Regions from separate parts of the Homo sapiens genome. Here region 2 is linked to region 1. The links are chromatin loops, found by intact Hi-C in ENCODE. Cell type or tissue: OCI-LY7. All regions are shown on one strand.

Region 1 (8,000 bases):
TCTGTCTTCAGCCACTGCTGGCTGTGTAACCTTGAGCAGGTGAGTTACCCTCTCTGAGCCCTGGGCTCCTCATAGGTAAATTGCACAGAACTATGGCTGCCCCTTGAGTGGATGAGAGGCATTAATGAGATGCAGTATCTTTAAGTTCTTTACACAGGGCACACTTTTCCCCTCCCACTACCATCTCTTAGTAATGTTCACAATACCCTTATGCCTCACCTTTGTTCTGTCCTTCATCTTTGAAAGCGATTTTGCCTCCATCATGCCATCACGGCCTGCTGCCCCTTCCCCCTGGCTCTGTGGCTTCCTGTGCTGCCAGTTTGCAGTGCAGTTCCTGCTGCCTCCCTGCCCTGGAGTTCTGCCCCCATCCTCTTTGCACTCCCAAGTCTCTGACTTTCCTGGGGTTTGTTTGGCTCCACCACCCAGCAGGGAGGCATAACACAGATCTTAGGAGCCCAGTTACCCCCACTCTAAGTGCAAACATTTTTCTCTATTTTTGGTGCATTAGATTAATCAGGAGAAGTGGGCTTTTGGATTTCGTTGGTCCCCTGTGAGGCCTAGCTCCAGGTAAGTGTCCTTCATAAATGTTTCATCACTCTCCCTGCCATAATTGTTAAAATGGGGATAAATTCTATCTGGATTCAGGGATGATCTCCCACCTGTGTCTGTTTGCCCCTGTGGCAGCTCCCCTACACACTGCATCTCTCGTGTCATATTTCCCGTTGCCACTGGATGGTGATAGGGCCAGCTGCTTCAGTTCATCACAGCTGCGTGTGAGCCTCTGGCCCAGGTGGCAAGGCGAGGCCAGCACACTGCCCACCTACCTGCCTTGATCTCTCTTGGTGGCTCGCGGTCCCAGCACTACTCCTCCAAAGCCTGGATCAAATTGTCTGCTTTAAGGAAAGATCAAACTAGCTCCTCCAGGGGTCCTGCTCTTGAGCATGGAGGGCTGGTGGTCACAGCCATGACTGTAACCTGCACAGCCCCATGACAAACCAAGTCTTTAGTTCCATGGCCTGCAGTCTTTAGTTCATTCTACAAATAAATATTTATTTCCTGCTACGGACCAGGTACTGTTCTAGGCACTGAGCATAAATTGGTGAATTGAAATGAATAGGAATCCCTGCTTCATGAGGAATATAAACAGTAAGTCAGGTGTGTGTATGTGTGTGTGTGTGTGTGTGTGTGTGTGTGTGTGTGTGTGTGTACCCATATAGTCTGTGACTGATAAGTATTAAAGAGAAAAATAAAGCAGGAAAGGTGATAGGGAATGTCCAAGGGTGTTAACATTGTAGACAGGGTGGGCATGGAAAACCTCTCTGAGAAAGTGACATGTAAGTAAAGACTTCAAGGAAATGAGAGAAGAGCTGCACACATGTTTGGGGAAGAAGATATTGGAGAGAGGGAACAGCATGTGCAAACGTGCAGGGACCCAGAGGCAGGAATGGGCCTGGCCAGCTCGGGGCATGCCCAGGGGGTCCATGTGGCCAGTTTGTATCAGCAAGGGCCGCAGCAGCAGGAGATAGTCAGAGATGTAGGTGTGAAGGTCAAACCACAGGGGTTCTTTAGGGTAAAATGGGAACCAGGTAGAACGTTTGAGCAAAGTAAGGCCATGATTGGACTTCAAATTTTTTACAGAAATAAACTTTATTGTGTATATTTGGGGTTTACAGCATGTTAGGAGATGCGTAGAGATAGTAAGATGGTTACTACAGTGAAGCAGGTTAACATGCCCATGATCTCATAGTTGGTTTTTTTGTGTGTGACAGGAGCTGCTAAAATCTACTTATTTAACAAAAACTCCTACTATAGTTACGTGCCACATCATGATGTTTCCATCCACAAATGGCCACATATATGACAAAGTTCCTATAAGATTATATTACTACTTTTTTTTTTTTTTTTTTTTTGAGATGGAGTCTCGCCCTGTCGCCCAGGCTGGAGTGGAGTGGCATGATCTTGGCTCATTGCAACCTCCACCTTTGCCTCCTGGGTTCAAGCGATTCTCCTGCCTCAGCCTCCTGAGTAGCTGGGATTACAGGCATGTGCCACCACACCTGGCTAATTTTTGTATTTTTATTTTTTATTATTACTATTTTTTGAGAGAGAGTCTTGCTCTGTTGCCCAGGCTGGGGTGCAGTGGCGTGATCTCGGCTCACTGCAACCTTCACCTCCTGAGTTCAAGCAATTCTCCTGCCTCAGCCTCCTGAGTAGCTGGGATTACAGGTGCGCGCCACCATGTCTGGCTAATTTTTGTATTTTTAGTAGAGACGGGGTTTCACCATGTTAGCTAGACTGGTCTCAAACTCCCGACCTCGTGATCCGCCCACTTTGGCCTCCTAAAGTGTTAGGATTACAGGCGTGAGCCACTGCGCCTGGCCAATTTTTGTATTTTTAGTAGAGACAGGGTTTCACCATGTTGGCCAGGCTGGTGTCGAACTTCTGACCTCAGGGGATCCGTCCGCCTCAGCCTCCCAAAGTGCTTGGGATTACAGATGTGAGCCATCGCAGCCGGCCATATTACTGCATTTTTACTGTACCTTTTCTATATTTTGGTGTGTTTATATACACAGATACTTACCACTGTATTACAGTTGCCTCCAGTATTCAGTACAGTTACATGCTGTGTAGGCTTGTAGCCTAGGAGCAATACGCTGTTTCATGTAGCCTAGGTGTAGGAGGCTATACCATCTAGGTTTGTGTAAGTCACTCTGTGATGTTCACACAATGACTAAATCACCAAACAAAGCATTTCTCAGACCGTATCCCATTGTTAAGCAATACAGAACTGTACAATACGGTTTTATTAACTTTAATCTTCATTTTGTACACTAGATCTCTAAACTTGTTCTTCCTATATCTCTGCTATTTTGTGTCCTTTGACCTGTATCTCTCCAATTCCTACCCCTCTACCATGCCCACTCATAATAACCATTGCTTCCTTCTCTGTGAGTTTGAGCTCCTTTTCTAATATTCCACATTTAAGTGAGATCATGCAATATTTCTCTTTCTGTGTCTAGCTTATTTCACTTGGCATAATTTCCTCTAGGTTCATTCAGGTTGTGGCAAATGGCAGGATCTCCTTTTTAAGGGTGAGTAGTATGCCATTGTGTACACATACCACATCCTCTTTATCCACTCATCCGTTGATAGACACTTAGGTTGTTTCTATATCTTGGCTAATGTGAATAATGCTGGAGTGAACATAGGAGTGTGGATATATTTACAAGGTGATTCCATCTCCTGTGTGTATATACCCAGAAGAGGGATTGCTGCGTCATATGGTAGTTCTATTTTTAATTTCTTTAGGAACCTCCATATTGTTTTCTGACTTAGATTTTAAAGGGATCACTCCAGTTGCTGCATTGAGAATAGGCTGAAGGGAGATCCATTTAGGAGGCTCTTGCAGTAATCCAGGTGAGAGAGGTTGCTGGCTTGTCCAGGATGCAGCAGTAAAGGTGGTAAGAAAGGTTGGAATTCTGGATAGATTTTGAAGGTAAAGCCAACAGAATTTCTTGATGGTCTGGATATGAGATGTGTATGTGTAAGAGAGACAGATCAAGGGTGATTCCAAGCTTTTTTTTTTTTTTTTTTTTTTTGAGATGGAGCTTCACTCTGTTGCCAGGCTGGAGTGCAGTGGTGCGATACCGGCTCACTGCAATCTCTGCCTCCCAGGTTCAAGCAATTGTCTTGCCTCAGCCACCCGAGTAGCTGGGACTACAGGTGCACGCCACCACGCCTGGCTAATTTTTGTATTTTTAGTAGAGATGGGGTTTCACCATGTTGGCCAGGATGGCCTCGATCTCTTCACCTTGTGATCCGCAGGCCTCGGCCTCCCAAAGTGCTGGGATTACAGGCGTGAGCCACTGCGCCTGGCGACTCCAAGGTTTTTACCTTGGTACTTACGAGGGTAGAGTTGGCATTTGCTGCAGTAGGGAAGGAGGTTGGGCTGGTTTAGGGGTAAGAGGTGTCTGAGCCGAATCTTGGTATGCCAAATGTGAGATGCCTGTTAGACAACCTGTGGAGATGCAGGGTGGCAGCTAGAATGTGAGTCTAGAGTTCAAGTGACAGAATTCTACTGGAAACGTAAATTTGGGAGTAATCAATATACAGATTGTACTTAAAGCCACGAGACTGGGTTTGTACAGACAGAGAAGAGGACAAGGACAGAGCTCGGGGGTGCTTTGAACTGAAGAGGTCAGAGGGATGCAGAGGAGCCCATAGAGGAGGATGAGAAGCAGCAACCAAGGGGCAGGAGGAAAGCTGGGTCAGCATGGTCTCCTGGAAGCCAAGGGAAGAAGTGATCAGTGTCACAAACCTCTTGAGAGGCCCAGGGAGACGAGGACTGACAGGTGGGCTCACTGCTCTGGAGATTTTTGTTTCACTTTGTTTTTAATGCTCCACATTAAAACAATATCCCATGGGTCATGGCCTGAGGACGTTTCTATCTGAGTAGAGCTTGAGGCTTCAGCCCTGCAGAAAGCAGGAAGGAAGATGTATTTGTATCGAAAAGAAAAAAGGAAGTTACCAGCACACTTTTAAGTTCACTGTCTTGTTTTATTTCCATAAGTCCTTTTAGGGGAGTATTTGTAGTGCTTTGCCCAATTTAAGATGAAGAAAATGAGGTGCAAAAAAGCAACATAGCTGCCTTTAGTTCAGAGGCTTTGAAATCAGTGTTGGTCAATAGAACTTTCTCGATGATGGCAATGTTCTGTATCTGCTTTGTCCAGCATTGAATCTGTGGGCTACCTGTGGCTACTGAGCACTTGAAATGTGACTTTTTGGCTAGTTTTTAAATTGCATTTGACTTAAATTCATCTAAATTTAAATATAAAGAGCCATCTGTGGCAAGTGGCTACCTTAATGGACAGAACAATTCTAAGTGGTCATATTTACACTAGATTTAAACCTGGGTGTTCTGATCCAAGGCCTGGGGTCTTTCAACCTACCCTCTGCTTCCCAAGAAGGTAGCATAATGTTCTAAAGGGGGCTGGATTGGCTTGAGGTGATGAGTCTTGGAGGGTGGATTTGGAGAAGGAGATAATGTATGTGACCTAGGCGTGGTCTAAAGTTCTAGGGTTTATTAGCCAGTTTACAAGCTCTCTAAAGTCTCCTGAAGCCTGTTTCTTCCACTGTCAGCCCAACCCAGGCTGTAAGGTTGGGCTTACAGGAGTAAGGGTGAGGACCCAGGAGTAAGGGTGAGGACAGGAGGGTATATCTAGTATATGTACCACTTATAAATCCTACCGTCTGTCAATTTCCTTCATGAAACTTCCCCTGTCCACTCAGCCGTATCTCCTGAGCAGCAAATCATTTAAATTCCTTTGAAATACTGTTACTTAAACTTGTTTTTGGACACTTAGATTGTACCTATTATTACCATTACTATTTCGGTTGTGTCTGTGTGCTGCTTTCTGAATCTCTTTATAAACTCCTGGAGGCAGGTGAATTATGTCCTGTTTCCTATACATGGTAGGTACAGGATGGGGTGGTATAAAGAGCACTCGTCTTGATCATCTTTGGTAGCACTAAAGCCAAGAATGATGCTTACAAAATTGTGGGACCTCAACAGATGTCTGTTTAATAACTGAATGGCTAAACTTAGAACCACATAGTTTTAGTTTAGATTTCTGAGTTTCCGTTCACTAGCTTTGTTGCCAAAGGCGAAAAACGAAACTCTTTGAAACCCAATTTGCTCATCTGTCAATTTGTTCATCTATCAAAAGCAGTGTATTTCTTGTGTTCTCGTGAGGGTCAAATGAGATAATAACCATAGAAGTTTTTGCACAGTGCCTGGCACATAGTAGGTGCTTATTTATTAAGTGTTAATGTTTCTTTACTTTTCTTATGATGATATATATGCGGTTTATTCTTCACTAGACTGTGGTCTTATGGCAAATGGGGATTGTATTTTACTCACTGTTGTCCTCCATAGCACTCACACAGTGCCCTGAGCATATTAGGTTCTTAGGAAGAGCTATTGGATTTATTGCTTGCTGGATACCTCTGGTCGCAGCTCAGGAGATGCAGCTGAATGAGACATGACCCAGGGCCAACAGGGAACATTTGGGAGTGCCCAAGCTTAGAGCAGTCACAGCCTCTATCTCAGCTTCGAAGCCTGCACGTAATTTACAGTCTCATTCCTTCTGTTTCTCAAGTGGCCATTTAAATTCTTTAGATTGCAGGGCTGTCATAGATAATTCCTCTACTAGAATGTAAGCTCTGTGAGGATAGACATTTTTGCTTGCTGTTGTGTCTAGAACAGGGCTGGGGCATGGTATGTGGTCGGTAAATGTCAGATGAAGGAATGAACACAGGTGGGGCATGGGAAGCAATATTGTACAACATAACTCTGCAAACTTTTTTTTTTTTTTGTAAAGGACCAAAGAGTAGGTACTTTAGACTTGTATACTATAGTATCTCTGTTGAGATTATTAACCTCTGCCATTCTAGCTCAAATGGAGTCACAAACAACATATAAACAAATGAGCAGGTCTATGTTCCAAAAAATGTACTTTACAAAAACAGGTGGCATGTGGTTTTCCAGTTGTCCCAGAACCATTTGTTGAATAGACTGTTCTTTCCCTAGTGAATAGTCTTAGCACTCTTGCCAAAGATTAATTGGCCATAGATGTTTCAGTTTTTTCTGGACTCTCAATTCTATTCCATTGACTGTATGACTATCCTATGCCAATAACACACTGTTTTGATTACTGTAGCTTTGTAGTTAGTTTTGAAATCAGGTACTGTGAATCCTCCAGTTTTGTTTGTCTTTTTCAATGTTGTTTTGGCTGTTCATAGAGTCCCTTGCAATTGTATATGAGTTTGAGAATCAGCTTTTCCATTTCTTTCTTTTCTTTTTTTTTTTTTTTTGAGATGGAGTTTCACTGTTGTCTTGCAGGCTGGAGTGCAGTGGCACAATCTCGGCTCACTACTGCCTCCTGGGTTCAGGCAGTTTTTCTGCCTCAGCCTCCCAGGTAGCTGGGATTACAGGTGCCTGCCACCTTGCCCAGCTAATTTTTGTATTTTTAGTAGAGACAAGGTTTCACCATGTTGGCCAGGCTGGTCTCGAACTCCTGACCTCAGGTGATTTGCCCACCTTGGACTCCCAAATTGTTGGGATTACAGGTGTGAGCCACTGCACCTCGCCCAGCTTTTCCATTTCTATAAAAAGCCACTAGAATTTTGATAAGGATTGCATGGAATCTGTAGATCGCTTTGGGGAGTATCGCCATCAAAACAATATTAAGTCTTCCAATCCATGAAAACGAAATGTCTTTTCATTTAATTGAGTCGTCTTTAATTTCTTTCAGCAATATTTTGTAGTTCTTAGTGTACAAGTCTTTTACCTCCTTAGTTAAATTTATTCCTAGGTATTTTGTTCTTTTTAACGCTATCGTAAATGGAAATATTTCTTAATTTCTTTTTCAGATTGTCCGTTGCTGGTATCTAGAAACTCAACTGATTTTGGCACATTGATCTCATATCCCGCAAATTTGCAGAATTTGTTTATTAGCTCTAGTAGTGTTCGTGGATTCTCTGGGATTTTCTGGAGGCCCCAGCATCTCAGGCTCCTGTCTGACATTCTCCTTTAGCTCTGGTGAGGCTTCCAGGACATTCCACTCCGGCATATCACCCTAAACACTAGAAGACTGCTTTCCAGCATCGGGCCTGCTCTTGAGCTTTCTAGAGTTCCAGGGACCCTGGACAGCCACCATGACCAAGTCCATTGGATGTCAGCTCAGGAGAGACACAGGAACCTCTTCCTGCCTATTTGCAGGAGTTTGATGGTCTGTCCTGAAGTCCATGGCTCTCCTAGGAAGGGGCTGTGGGTTCTAGGACTGACCCTGATCTCTGCCTGTAATTCTTTCTAACACATTTTTATCACCAACTCCACCCATAGCTGCCCTATGTAGAACAGATTTCTTGTCTTGTCTTTGTTTAGACCCAGTTTCTTCTGGACTCCTGGCTGATCCAGCCTGAGTGCTGTGTGGCCACCT
Region 2 (8,000 bases), 230 kb after region 1:
CAGGATCACACAGCTAGCCAGAGGCAGACTTAAACCCAGGACCCTCTGATGGCTCTCTGGCCTAGTGTCAGATTCTGGTGGGTAGTTCATCCACCCAGCACACTGTCAGGGCATCACTGTTGAATCTAGGACAGACTGGTCCCTCTCCCCTGGGCTTTAGGACCTCTAGGGTGATGGCTGGCAAGTCCTGGGGGGCGATTACAGCTCCCAGCAGGGAGGCAAGTCTTCCCCCTGGGCTTTGCCTGGTGTTCGCAGCAGGCAGAGTTGGCTCCTCTGGGAATTTCACAATCTGTTAAGCTGTTTGTGCCAGACGAGGAATCTAGACTCTTCTTCATCCAAATGAGAATGAAAATCCATGAAAACATCCAGATGTGCATTTTACCCCTTCTTGAATTAGAAGCCACCCAGATGTGTAAAGAGAGGTGCACAGGAGGTTGGCCAGGCCTGAGTGTGGCTCCCTTGCGTGTGTGAGGTCACCGCTGTAGCAGTCGGTACCGTGGCAGCAGCCCTGGCTCCCCTTCCAGGCTCCTCACCACAGAGTCAGCAGAGCGTTTAGTGGCAGGCTCAACAGTGGCCATTCTCCTACTTGGGAAAATCACTTAACTTAAAAAAATATATATTGAAATAGACATATAGAAAAGTGCACAAATCGTAAGTGACAGCTTAATGAATGATCACAAAGAGGACATCCCTGTGTGATCAATCACTGTCCGGATCAAGAAATATACCCTTAGCGGCATCCTGAAGACCCCCTTGTCCCCACCCACCTCTTTCCTGTTTCACTCTCTACACCTTTCGTCTGCCCAAAGGTAACCATTATTCCAAATTTAACACCACATGACTTCTTGAGTCTCATTCTCCTCATCTCTAAATAGGTTACTGCCAACCTTAGACGTTGCTGTGGGTCTCAAGAACGATCTGTGAAAAAACAGTTTTGGGGTATGACTATTGATGGGCATATGAGCCATGTCAACAAGTGGGACACCTCTCAGAAAAAGACCAAATACACCTTTATCACCCAGGAAGAGTGGCCAGAGGTTCAGAACAATGTCTTCAGCTCTCTTCCTCAAAAAATGGCAGGGATTCCTGAGAAAATGCCCTGCTGCCCTTTGCAGTGGTTTCAACGTGTGCACATACTGATAGGAAATGAGAAGGGGCCAGATGCTGTCCACTTTGTGGATCCAATTGGTCACATCACTGCTCACTCCCTGGGGAGGTGGGGCAGTTCAGGGCTGGTCTCTGAGGCAGAGCTGGGGCCTCCATTCTGTCTAGCAGGAGCTGTAGGGGATGGGGTGAAAAAGTGGGAACAGAGAAGGAGCACAGGGAAGGCCTCTAGAAGTTCTCTATGGCTGTGGGCGATGCCCACAGAAGTTGGTGGTACTTTATTTTACCCAACAAAAACAGTCCTAATAACAGGCCCGTGAATCTCACCATTCCTAATTACAGGGCTGACAAGTGGGAGGGAAAATGAAAGGAAGACAGCGCCGTGAGCTGGTGGCACTGTCGGGCTCCTACAACAGCAGAAACCTGTCGCCTGGGCTTGCCCAGGCCAGCTTTACACAGGCCCCCGATCACGCCTGGAACCCATAGCCTCGAAATAAGTGTAGGGCTGGCTAGGCCAGCACAAGCCCTTGCTCATTAGTTCAGGTCTGCAGGTTGGATCCCCATGTGGACCAGTTAGCTTTGCCCGTTGTCAGCGACCCAGAGCTTAACCAGCTGTTTTGGCAGCCAGCAGGGATGGGAGACAGGCAGAAGAGGGTGGACTCACTGGTGAAAATTCAGTGCCCCTTGTCCCATGGCCTATTGGTGACTGTATTGTGGGCCAGAGATTTTTATCAATAAAGGGTGCATTTGGGTTAGAAATGAGCATATCGGCCAGGCGCAGTGGCTCACGCCTGTAATCCCAGTACTTTGGGAGACTGAGGCGGGTGATCACCTGAGGTCGGGAGTTCACGACCAGTCTGGCCAACATGGTGAAACCCCATCTCTACTAAAAATACAAAAAAAATTAGCCAGGTGTGGTGGTGTGCGCCTGTAATCCCAGCTACTCAGGAGGCTGAGGCAGGGGATTTGCTTGACCCCAGGAGGTGGAGGTTTCAGTGAGCCAAGATCGCACCACTGTGCTCCAGCCTGGGCATCAGAGCGAGACTCCATCTCAAAAAAAAAAAAAGAAAGAAAAAAAAGAAAAAGAAAGAAAAGAAATGAGCATATCTTCCTGAAAACTCAGATAGGATTCAATTTCTTTTCTTGATTCGACATGTAAATTGTTGGTCAATCTTCAGAAAGTCAGGTGTGATGGTGGTGGTAGTAGTGATGTGAGGAAGTGAAACTTAGGCCTCTCTGGGCTTTGCCACATACCATAACCTGCCTGGACCTAAGCTCTCAGTTCCCTTTCTCTTTCACACCTCAACTATATAAACACTGACATCTATAATGCATATTAGTTTTTTAATCATGGGATTTCTTTTCACTCCCTTCAATACCTACATTGAATTTTCTGAAACAATAATTTTAAAAAATAAATAAAATTGAAGTGAATCCTTTAAGTTGCAACAAAATAATAAAGGCTGACACTTCTGGAACATTCCCTATGTTTCAGGCACTGTTCTAAGTGCTTTTTGTGTATTCATTAATTTAACCTCCCCAACATACCTACAAAGTATGTAATATTACTAACCCCATTTTCCAGATGAGGAAACTGAGGTACAAAGAGGTTAAGTAACTGGCCTAAGATTATGCAGTTAGTAAGTGGCTGAGCTGGCCCTAGAGGGTGTACCCTTGGTCAAAACATTCTACTACAAAATCGTTCCCTCAGTTGAGAGCCAAGGATAGAGAATAATGTTAACTGAGCTCCTCTTTCTTGGATTTGTCTATTCATTCATTCAATCATGACTTCATTCAACAAATATTTATGTAGTGCCTGGCACATGGCAGGTTCTGGACACTGGAGATGTATGATGACTAAGGCAGACAAAGGTCACTCCTTCCTGAAGATGGCACTCTAGACAATCAACAGGTAAACTGGTAAATAAACAAGACAATTTCAGGTCATGATTTCCGCTGTGAAGAAAATAAAGCAGTATAATGAGCCAGAGTGTCTCGAGGAGAGGGGCCCATTAAGTGGGCAAGTAGGGAAGGCTGCATTGATGGCATGGTGCTTGAGCTGAGGTCAGAACGGTGAGAAGCCAGCTGGGCCATGGCCAGGGCAGAGCATATGTGGAGGGGAAAGAGTAAACTCCAAGACCCCAAGGTGGAAAGTGAACTTGTCATGTTCAGAAATCAGGATGGGGGTTAGCATGACTAGCTAGACTGTGGTGAATGGGCTGCCGTATCACCAACGCCTGGTGGGCCACGGTAAGGAGTTGGGTCTTTATGAACTTGGAAGTCTCTCGGTTCTTTTCCTAGGTCCACATACACCCATGGTCTGAGGATAGCATTGAGAGTCCACAAAACTAGAAAGGAAGAATTGGCCGGGCACAGTGGCTTACACCTGTAATCCCAGCACTTTGGGAGGCCAAGGCAGGCTGATCACTTGAGGTCAGAAGTTCGAGACCAGCCTCGCCAACATGGCAAAACCCCATCTCTACTAAAAATACAGAAATTAGCTGGGTGTGGTGGTGCGTGCCTGTAGTCCCAGGTACTCAGGAGGCTGAGGCAGGAGAACTGCTTGAACCTGAGAGGCGGAGGTTGCAGTGAACCACATCACATCACTGCCCTCCAGCCTAGGTGACAAAGTGAGACTCTGTCTCAAAAAAAAAAAAAAAAAAAAAAAAGAAAGAAAGAAAGAAAGGAAAAATTAACATCTATATATTTTTCTAAGTTCAAACAGAAATGTAATATTTCCTTCAATTATGAATGTGGTCAACAAAGCTTCATGGTATTAACCACACCTGTGACTTTGTCACCAATGGTATTAATTTAGTGTTGCTGTTAGACACACTTCCAGCTCTTGTTATGTAAAGAGGCACAGATACCACTATAGCACAAAAAGTGTACACATATTTTGATAACTGAATTTCTATGTAGTCATTTTAAAATATTTTAAAATAAGAGGTTAACAGGTATCAGCAGACTGTTAAAGAGGTCCATGGCATAAAAAAATATTAAGAAGGCAGGCCAGGCATGGTGGCTCATGCCTGTAATCCTAGCACTTTGGGAGGCCGAGGCAGGCGGATCACCTGAGATCAGGAGTGTGAGAGACCAGCCTGGCCAACGTGGTGAAACCGTGTTTCTACTAAACATACAAAAATTAGCCGGGCATGGTGGTGCACAACTGTAATCCCAGCTACTCGGGAGGCTGAGGCAGGAGAATGGCTGGAACCTGGGAGGTGGAGCTGCAGTGAGCCGAGATCGCACCACTGCACTCCAGCCTGGGAGACAGAGCAAGACTCCGTCTTAAAAAAAAAAAAAAAAAGCTAGAAGGCGACACGGAGAAAAATGGCATCGTCTGCTTTAGCTTTCCCAAAGACCCCTCTGGCTGCAACGGGAAGAGGGGATTGTAAGAAGCAGGACCTCACATGAGCTCTGTTTACACAGGGAGTTGAATTTAACCCTCACCACAATCTTAAGAAGTATACATTATTTTGCCTATTTTAGAGATGAGGAAACTGAAGCTCAGATTTCTGGTAATTGCTCAGCTGGTGAATGGCAGAGTCGGGATTCAAACATGCATCTGCCTGACCCCAAAAAGCAAGAGGATTGAGGATTCGTGGGCCAGTGAATAGAAGCCTGTAACAAGAGGGTCAAGGGTAAATAGTATCTGCTTGGCCTCTTGAGTCAGCTTGGACCTCTGTGCCGCATAATTTCACCTGCAAATGAACTGCCAGCCCCTTCTTTCCTTAGCGCTGGTTCGTTCCTAAAATCTGCCCTCTATAGGCCAATAACACAGCCCTGTGCCGAGCCAACTAAATATTTCATGGGGACTTTAATTTAACTCTAAAGAAATTCATCCAGCCCCGAGAGTAAGCTGTAACCTCGAGAAATAGCACCAGGGAGCACTTGGACCTGCGGATGACATTGCCACTTTCCCAGGAATGCTAATGCTCCACTGGGCCTCTGCCTCTTCAATCATTGCTGTGGATAGGCCTGGCCCAGTGAGCAGGGATGATTTCTACAAACATGGGCTCGCACTGGTTAGCAAAGACGTGTGTGTGTGTGTGTGTGTGTGTGTGTGCGCGCGTGCACGCGTGTATGTGTGTGTGCGCACATGTGTGTGTGTGTGTGTGTCTGTGTGTTGGCACAGGTGAACAATTGGGTGCTATTTACTGTTCCTTTATTCCCTGATCTTTGTTCCTATATCCTGGTTCTGAAAGAAGGGAGAGGTGGTGGGGTTGGCATCCAGTCTCCCCAGTGGACAAGGACACCAAATATTTTGCAGGTGCCATGTGACCCCTAAGAGTTTCTCTTTGTCTCCAGCCCGCGGCGGGTGGCGTGGGCAGACAGCCTGACTCATGTGGCAGGAGAGCAGATGTGTGTGTTCTCAGGCATGTGACGCTGAAGTCTAAGGGATGAGCCCTGCGGATGCTCGTGTGGGCCAGGAGTGGGAGTGAGCCTCCCTGGCTCCTTCTGATCCCATTGCCCTGCAGCTCGGTGACCCCAGTGAGTCCTGGCAAGTTCCCTGGGCATCTCAATAGGTGCGGGTGGGAGGGAGAAAGCCGCCCGCAGGTAAACTGATCAAAAGACAGGAAGTGAGCAGATAATCTAATTTGAAATGGGCTGAGATACAGATGTTATTCTGCTCAAATGCACAGCACAAAAGGACTGGGGCCTGGGGAGAATTGGGAAGCAGCTCCGTGGAGCCAGTCTTCTGGCCTCTGGCTCAGCCTGGGCCTGTCATCTCCATTCCTTCCCGGGCTGTAATTAACACCCCTCCGCTGATAGCTGCTTTAAGCCAGATTGGAGCATGGGGCCCTTCCTCTTCTGGTTGGGCGTCCCACATGACACCGTCCAAGGTGTTAGAGGGAACCGGGTCTGGGGCAGGGCAAGGGGAGAAGGGCGCCCTCTAGTGGGGAACCTACGGCTTCAAGTCCTTAGGTTGGAGGATGTCTGATCGCATCCACAGCATGACCTGAATCTGGTTCTAATGTTCCAGCCTCCTGACAAAAATCCCTCCTGCATACAGGCATCTGTCAGAAATCAGCCTGCTTCAGCTGCCAGCAAGAAGGGGCTCGAGGGCAGGCCACGTTTGGGGGGGGGGTCCCCTCCTTACCCACGCTGTTGGCTGCACTGGCTCTTCACTAGGGACTGACTGTGTGCCCTCTTGGGGAAAGTCACTGCGAACAGTGCAGTAATAAGAAAGCCAAGCGCACAGTCCTGAGAATGTGTACATGGGGGTCTGAAGCTAGCTTTCTTCATGTCCTAGCTGCGTGTATTTGAGCAAATGATGAACCTCTCTGGGTCTCAGCGTCTTTGTCTCCAAAACAGGGCTAATGGCAGTTTTGAAATGTTGTTTATGTTAAATTTTTTCAAAGATTTGATCCCTGCTTCAAGAAGTTTATCTAATGTAGAGATAAGATATGCACACAAATGTAAACAGCAGTAATAGTAAGAGCTAACATTTATTGTGAGTTATCTGTGTCAGGCCTAAGCTTTGTGTGGGTTGCTCATTTAATTCCCATAGAAGCTCCATGGAGGTGGGAACTATCATTATCCCTACTTTACTGATGAAAAAACTGAGGCACAGAGAAGTTAAGGTCACGCAGCTCATAGGTGGCAGAGTTGGAGTGTGAGTCCAGGCATCCTGTACTAATACAAGGAAATTTATAGTATATGCCATGGTGGGTGGCATGAGCATTGCCTTCTCTCTTTGGCGACAGACAAGGGAGGGCTTATGCCTGAGAAGATGATCAGAGAAGGTTTTATGAGGATGGTAAACTTTGAATAGACCTTGAAGAGTAGGTGGAGTTGATGTTTGGACTTTTGATGTGGAGTAAATTTAACTGCAGAAAAGTACAAGGTGTGTTGAGAGCCAGCTGAGTTGGCCTGGCTGCAGGGGAGGGGCAGTGTCTGGGAGAGGAGTGATGGAGATGGGGCTGAACTTGCAGGAGTAGGCAGACCATGAGGGCCAGACTCCCACATGCTGGACTGCAGAGGAGTGGGAGTCGTGAATAATTTCTTAGGGAGGACAGGTATAGTTGCTGTGGTGCGTAAGTGAGTTTTGCTAGAAATATTGAGCACCCGCTTTATTCCAGGTAATGTGTTTTGTGCATTATATGTATTATTTCCTTTGTCCTCATAACATCTCTGAATTGGCAATTATTATCCCCACTTTACAGATAAGAAAAACGAGCTGGGAGAGGATATCACAGCTATCTAAGGTCACACTGTTAGTAACTGGCAGGGCGAGGACTTGAACCCAGTTTGGCTTGGTGCCAGTGACCCAGGCAATGTAGTCACAGGTCAGAGCAGGTGGAGGGAAGCAGTTATGTCTTTGACCTTGGCCTTATTAGGAGGGCCCCTGCAGGGACTGGAGAGAATGGCAGGCTAGGAGGTTTGGCAACACAAGGACTTAGGCACCCCTTGGTTATTGTACCATGGAGGTCATGCTGACCTTGGCTGGAGTGATATTGGTGGAGTGATGGGGTGGAGACCAGAGTGCCTGGAGTGTGGTGATATACATGGCAAGGGAGTGAGGAGAAAAATGCAGAGGGCCCTTTCTTGCCTCCCTTCAATCTTTTTCTTCACTAGAGCCGATTGAATGTGCTGCATATTCAGCATGCAGACTCTGAAGCCAAATTACGTGGGTTTGAATCCTGGCTCTGCCACTTACTTGCTGTGCAACCTTGGGCAAGTTACTTGACCTCTCTGTGCCTCAGTTTTCTCATCTGTTAAATAAGGATAATAATAGTAACCTATCTCATAGAGGTTTTGTGGATACTGAGTGAGGTAACATGTAAAGGGCTTAGTTCAGTGCCTGATACATAGGAAGAGATATGTGTTAGCTGTATTGATATTACAAGTCCAATACTGTAGGACATTCACTGTAGAAAATACTTCAGGAC

What was found. Peaks named below come from ENCODE experiments on the same cell type or tissue, not always from the same donor. Only the 100,000 strongest peaks of a DNase experiment are listed, where the experiment ranks them.
Region 2: a loop joins it to region 1, with 6 times the contacts of the local background. A loop is called at or near these places in 2 of 110 quality-filtered maps.

The regions. Positions count from the first base shown.
Region 1 is chr11:120,698,376-120,706,375 of GRCh38, forward strand. The region is part of intron 3 of GRIK4 (glutamate ionotropic receptor kainate type subunit 4); the gene reads left to right. Among named protein-coding and RNA genes, the nearest start is that of GRIK4, 190 kb to the left of the region's middle. In OCI-LY7, a CTCF peak has its summit at 739 (motif pointing right); DNase peaks (open chromatin) are centred at 746, 4,446, 5,356, 5,416 and 1 weaker place; H3K4me3 peaks cover 3,074 bases; H3K27ac peaks cover 6,776 bases.
Region 2 is chr11:120,923,817-120,931,816 of GRCh38, forward strand. All of the region lies in intron 13 of GRIK4 (glutamate ionotropic receptor kainate type subunit 4), which reads left to right. Among named protein-coding and RNA genes, the nearest start is that of TBCEL, 96 kb to the right of the region's middle. RefSeq lists silencers at 2,314-2,413, 6,012-6,061. In OCI-LY7, CTCF peaks have their summits at 4,879 (motif pointing left), 6,008 (motif pointing left), 6,209, 7,429 and 2 weaker places; DNase peaks (open chromatin) are centred at 2,335, 5,985 and 7,455; H3K4me3 peaks cover 546 bases; H3K27ac peaks cover 2,011 bases.